Regions from separate parts of the Homo sapiens genome. Here region 1 is linked to region 2. A link is an interaction called in ENCODE POLR2A ChIA-PET data of the cell type or tissue named here. Cell type or tissue: PC-9. All regions are shown on one strand. Links, peaks and the distances in the headings refer to the core of each region. The heading gives the core; the rest is flanking DNA.

Region 1 (2,924 bases), core at 190-2,689, 140 kb before region 2:
GGTGAGCCGGGCAGAACAGAGCCATATTTCTCTTCTTTCAAAAGCAAATGAGAGAAATATCACTGAATTCTCTTTCTCAGCATGGAACATCCCTGAGAAAGAGAATGCACACCTAGGGGTAGGTCTCTGAACTGGCCCCCCCAGGGCGTACCTGTCTCTTAATGTCAAGTCTGCAGAGGTGAAATAGACTCCAGTCTCCCATAGCGCTCCCAGGCTTATTAGGAAGAGGAAATTCCCGCCTAATAAATTTTGGTCAGAACAGTTGATCTCAAAACCCTGTCTCCTGATAAGATGTTATCAATGACAATGGTGCCCGAAACTTCATTAGCAATTTTAATTTCACCTCAGTCTTATGGTCCTGTGATCTCCCCCTGCCTCCACTTGCCTTGTGATATTCTATTACCCTGTTAAGTACTTGATGTCTGTCACCCACACCTATTTGCACACTCCCTCCCCTTTTGAAAATCCCTAATAAAAACTTCCCTAATAAAAACTGGCTGGTTTTGTGGCATCACGGATCCTACCAACGTGTGATGTCCCCCGTGGATGCCCAGCTTTAAAATTTCTCTCTTTTGTACTTTGTCCCTTTATTTCTCAAGCCAGCAGATGCTTAGGAAAACAGAAAAGAACCTATGTGATTTTCGGGGCGGGTTCCCTGAAAGACCGCCACCATGGACAGCTCAGCCAGGGCCATCTTCTGCTCTGACATTCCCTCATGCCCTGCCTTGCTGTTGTATCATGGAAAAGGGTGGGATGAAGGTTTAGGAGGTGACCTGCATTCATGTCCCAACCCTGCCACTTTTAGCTATATGAACTTGGTTGACTCACGCTCTCTGAGTCTCACTCAAAAAAGACCCTATATGTGTAGATTTATAGATGGGGATGGTCCAGATGGTGTGAGTGGTCAGCTCCGGCTCTAAATCCTGGCATTTTCTGGGATGTGGATGAGTATGGCGAGAGGCAGGCAGCCCAGCTGCTGGCAGCACGTGGCTAGTGGATGCCGGTGCCTCGAGCTCTCTCAGAGACCACATCCAGGTTCCCTGTATACCAGCCCCAGGATGTACACACACCATAGTACCACCCCTAAATGTAGATGGCAAATATTTATTTGAAGTGTTACCAGAAAGGGATCCTAATTTAGACCCCAAGAGAGGACTCTTGGACCTTGGGCAAGAAAGAATTCGGGGCATTTCCACAAAGTGAAAGCAAGTTTATTAGAAAAGTAAAGGAATAAAGAATGGCTACTCCATAGGCAGAGTAGCAGCACGGGCTGCTCCACTGAGTATACTTATAGTTATTTCTTGATTATATGCAACAAAGTGTGGATTATTCATGAGTTTTCCGGGAAAGAGGTGGGCAATTCTTGAAACTGAGGGTTCCTCTCCCTTTTAGACCAAATAGGGTAACTTCCTGATGTTGCCATGTCATTTGTAAACTTCATGGCACTGGTGGGAGTGTCTTTTAGCATGCTAATGTATTATAATCAGCGTATAATGAGCAGTGAAGATGAGCAGAGGTCACTTTCATTGCCATCTTGGTTTTGGCAGATTTTGGCCAGCTTCCTTACCACATCCTGCTTAATCAGCAAGGTCTTCGTGACCTGTATCTTGTGCCGACCTCCTATCCCATTCTGTGACTAAGAATGCCTAATGCCTAACCACTTGGGAATGCAGCCCAGTAGGTCTCAGCCTTATTTTACCCAGCCCCTATTCAAGATGGAGTCACTCTCATTTGAACACCTTTGACAGAATCACATAATCATATAACATATGCTGAGGACCTTTTGCAGAACAAGAGGGACTGAGGGCTGTGCTATGAGGGCTACAAAAGATGTGCACATCCAGACCCTTGCCCTCAGGAAAGTGTCCAATGCCAGCTGTGTCTGCAACAGGCTGTGAGGACTTGGGCACACTACAACCTCTCTAAGCCTATTTCCTCATCTGTGAAGCAAGGATAATAAAACTTATCTTACTCGTTATAAAAATCAGAGGTAATACGCATAAAGCTTGTTGGATTGTTTTTAGGATCGGATTATTGTTAAGAAATAGATATTATATGTTAAACTCCTAGCATAGTGCCTAGCAACTGGTAGGCATTGAATAAATGGTAATTACTATTGTTACTAATATGCTATTGTCATTATTTTTAGTGTGGATCAGTGTTAAAAGTGCTTCATGGAGAAATGGAGGCCTGAAAGCGACTCTGAAGGAGGAGTGGGGCTCAGCAAACAGCAGACGAGTTTCAATCCAAGCACCCATTACCCCCCTAACACACGGCATACGTGCATCTCATCTCCTCCTGTGTCGCTAAGAAGCTACCCATATGTCTGTCATTAATTCTCCAGAATCCTTGGACACACCCCTCTGCAGAGCTTTCTAACAGGAAATACAAGTCTCAGATTTTTTTTTAAGTTAAAATTGAGTGCAGCACTCATACCTTTCTTCGAGCATGAACCGTCAATCAACACTGCCTCATGAGCTACTGCTCTCCTGCTCTTTGAAAAGACAAATCCTTATTTCTTTGTAGTGATCCAGAAGGCAGTGGGAAGAATGACAGGTGCTTGGTTATCTTCAATTTAATCTCTACCTTTCAATGGGGCTAGTGCAAGCTAGGGCCATTTTACTGCACCCAAAGGAATTTAAGACATTTCTATTATCTCTAAAGAATCCAGATTAACATGCCTTCTTGGTGGGCAGGGAGACCAGCTATGAATTCTAGGATCTCAATTCAAATGCTTTTGAATTCTTCCTGCTTGTTCAGTTAATTACATATATGTCACCACAATCTTGCTTTTTTTTTTCTATGCTTCTAATTTTCTCTGAAACTATAACATTATTTTAGGGGTTAATAAATTTGTAATTGGAAAAAATGTTTTTACTTCTTTAGGCTCATCTTTCCTCCCTTCCTTCTTCCCCTCCCCAACA
Region 2 (2,924 bases), core at 159-2,658:
ACTTCAAGTTAAAGTACAGGCCCAAACAAGAAAGAGATGAAAAAGCAACAGCTAGAAAAAGATGGATAGTGATGACTTGACATACAGCCTTTTAAAGACAGAAAAGCAGGCTAAGTCCCACCGGCTTCAAAGTGCCAGCTCCCAGGAGGAAACCCTGGAACCCCATCATATCCTCACAACAATTCCACGTTTCCTGAGCAGATGTGCATGGGTCCACAAGGGCCACAGGGATCACGACTAGAAAAAAAAGGTATTTTATAGATGAAGAGAAGTTCAGTGTAGTTAAGTAAATTTGTAAAGGTTGCAGAGCCAGCAGGTCAGGGAGCTGAAATCATAACTCCTATCTGACCCTAACATTTATAGTCTTTCTATTACACAGGAATGATGTAAGCTTTCCCAGCAAAGTACCTCTTATGGCAGAGAAAAATATTTATAGAGAAGTCTAGAAGGCAAGGTTGAAATATTTCTTTAAAGTCTCTTTTTTCCCCTAAACAATTTATGTTTTATATTTCTATTTTGAAATGGACCTGCGTTTTTCATAAAAACAAGGTACCACCTACCTCAACCACTTCAAGTAAAATTAACTTCCCATAAGATATGACACATTTGTCACGCGTTTCATGGTTTCCTTGACACAATGACAGAGACTCAAGAGTATAAGAAGCCTACAATTCTATACCTCTAATTACTTTTTAAAAAAACTTCCTTCTATCTCCTCTCCACACCTAAGCCTATGGAAGAAGATGAGGTGAGGATTCTCCTCCTGAACTGAGTCATTTTAGCCTTAATGAAAAATCTGAAAGGATAAAACATCCTGGAATATTGATGGCTGCCCATCCAACATCTATTCTCTTCATTGTTCTTCTTCCTAAAATAATCCCAACTTTTGTAAAGTTATCTATTATTTTCCATGTACCCTAATGCTTTAGGAATGCCTCAACCCCATTTAGGGTCCCAACTGGTCTAAGCCAATCACTTTGCTGTGATTGCTTTAGGCATGGTCAAGTAACCATTCCAGCCAATAAGATATGAGGGAAAGTCAGTTGTGGGACTCTTGGGAAAGGTTTCTTTGCTCTCATAAAGACACACCAGGCGAGATGGCCCCTTTTTGTTTCTGGAGCTTTCTGCAGGGGAGAGGAGCTAGTGAAATCTGTAACTGCTATCGCCATCTTGTGGTCACAAGAAGAATTAGCCCGAGGAATGGGGCAGCATACAAAGCAGGGCAGAGCCAAGAGAACACCAGAGAGCCAGAGCCCTGATAATGCCATACCTGGAACTGCCCTGTCTTAAGGGTTCTCACGTGAAGCAGTGAGTGTTCTTATTACTGGAGCCATGAGTCATGCTTTCTGCTTCTTTCACTAAAAGGCATCTTTCATTTACTTGGCAAATCACCTCTTAACTCTATTCCGCTGCCTCCCTAGAGCAAAAAACCCTATTTAAAACTTGTACTATTTTAGCAATCCAAGGAAATAAAGGAAGAGGGAACTGTCATTTGCAAATGCCTATAGAGTAGAATATTAAATACATATTAGAACCCTCAAAATGACTTAACATTAACAGATCAATATATGAGAACATTTATTGAGCAGTTGCTCCATATAAAAAACTGAGCTGGAAGCTTTATATGTATTATCAAATTTAATCCTCATTGCAACCCTATATTATCTACCTATTATAAACAAAAGTGAAACTATGAATAATTCGCTAAAATCAAATACATGCAACTGATAAGTGGAAGAGGTAGATTTTGAAGCTAGTATGGCTGGCTCCAAAGTCCACACTTTTTCTTCCTATCTTACATTTAAAAAACTCTAGAAAATAGGTAGAGGCACATGCAGTGACAGTGAATCATTGAGCATTATGAACAGTCAAAATAAAAATATTTGTGGAAAAATTGAGACAAAATTGTCTTGGAACAGGTATTGTAAGTTGAAATTTGAATTGTAAACTGATTATGTCTGAAGTAAAATTAACAGAAAATTCATCAACAGAAGGTATGAACAGGTGAATCAGGAATACTACATGGTTAGTAAGAAAAAGAGTTCAAAATATTCATGATTACTACTTTATAAAACTAGTCTCTTTCATAATGTATATTTTCAACACAATATGCACATTATTACAGTAACAGTGTCACTAGACTTTTTGGAGTCAATTTAAATGACATCAATATCCATAGAAATTAATTTTTAGCAAGGCTTTAATGCATTTGTCTTTACCTGTTTGTGATGAGCCGAGAATTAACATATCTATATTCTCCTTCATACTTTTGCTCAGTTATTGTCATCTTACCAATGGGTCTTCGAAGTCGAGTTAGGAATAGCCCAGAAACAACCAAGTAGGCCATCATGCTCGCTGGGCCCTATTATTATTGGGAGAGAAAGATACACAAAGTTCTGGGATATAATAATAAATTCACTTAGATACAAACATGTACAATTTTTATAATTAACCTCAATGACTGAAAGAAATTGCCCTACTGGGTAATTTTTTCCCTTTGTTTTTTTTCTGAAAAAGTACACAGTAGCCTCTACACTTTTACTACTCATGGGCTTTTCCTCTTACCACTGTAGCTTATCCCTCAGCTCTCCTACATTTTGCTCACCTAAAAACTCCTAATTGCAGTTCACAGTTTTTCTATGTTATCTAACACTCTCCTGTTGGAACTCTTCTTGATAATCTCTTAAGATTCCACAATAATTCTTAGACCTCTTTTTCTTGCCTTCTTTTTTAATGTTAATATTCCCTCAAACTCCTTCCTTAGTTCTCTTCTCATCTCAAATCTATACCTCTAGTCCTATCACTCTTATGAACCCAAGAAATAAGTACTACACATCTTTACCTTAATACTGTGCAGATGCCTCAAGTTCAGCTCCCCCTGAACGAGCTCTGTCTTTCCCTGCGTGTACATCTTGCTTCCAGCT

Evidence for each region. ChIA-PET counts read pairs that join two places held together with the same protein. Peaks named below come from ENCODE experiments on the same cell type or tissue, not always from the same donor. Only the 100,000 strongest peaks of a DNase experiment are listed, where the experiment ranks them.
Region 1: POLR2A ChIA-PET joins it to region 2 with 5 read pairs; 2 of 35 experiments call an interaction of 5 or more read pairs at or near these places.

Annotation. Positions count from the first base shown.
Region 1 is chr1:94,616,297-94,619,220 of GRCh38, reverse strand. It overlaps SLC44A3-AS1 (SLC44A3 antisense RNA 1), which reads left to right. Exons shown (of 6, transcript NR_160780.1): 6 at 2,150-2,869. All of the region lies in intron 1 of LOC105378861 (a long non-coding RNA gene), which reads right to left. Among named protein-coding and RNA genes, the nearest start is that of MIR12133, 74 kb to the right of the region's middle. In PC-9, for the core only: no CTCF peak of the experiment used is centred there; DNase peaks (open chromatin) are centred at 1,620 and 2,540; H3K27ac peaks cover 1,776 bases.
Region 2 is chr1:94,479,902-94,482,825 of GRCh38, reverse strand. ABCD3 (ATP binding cassette subfamily D member 3) reads right to left here. Exons shown (of 23, transcript NM_002858.4): 9 at 2,220-2,362. Among named protein-coding and RNA genes, the nearest start is that of F3, 60 kb to the left of the region's middle. In PC-9, for the core only: CTCF peaks have their summits at 913 and 1,113; a DNase peak (open chromatin) is centred at 1,245; H3K27ac peaks cover 939 bases.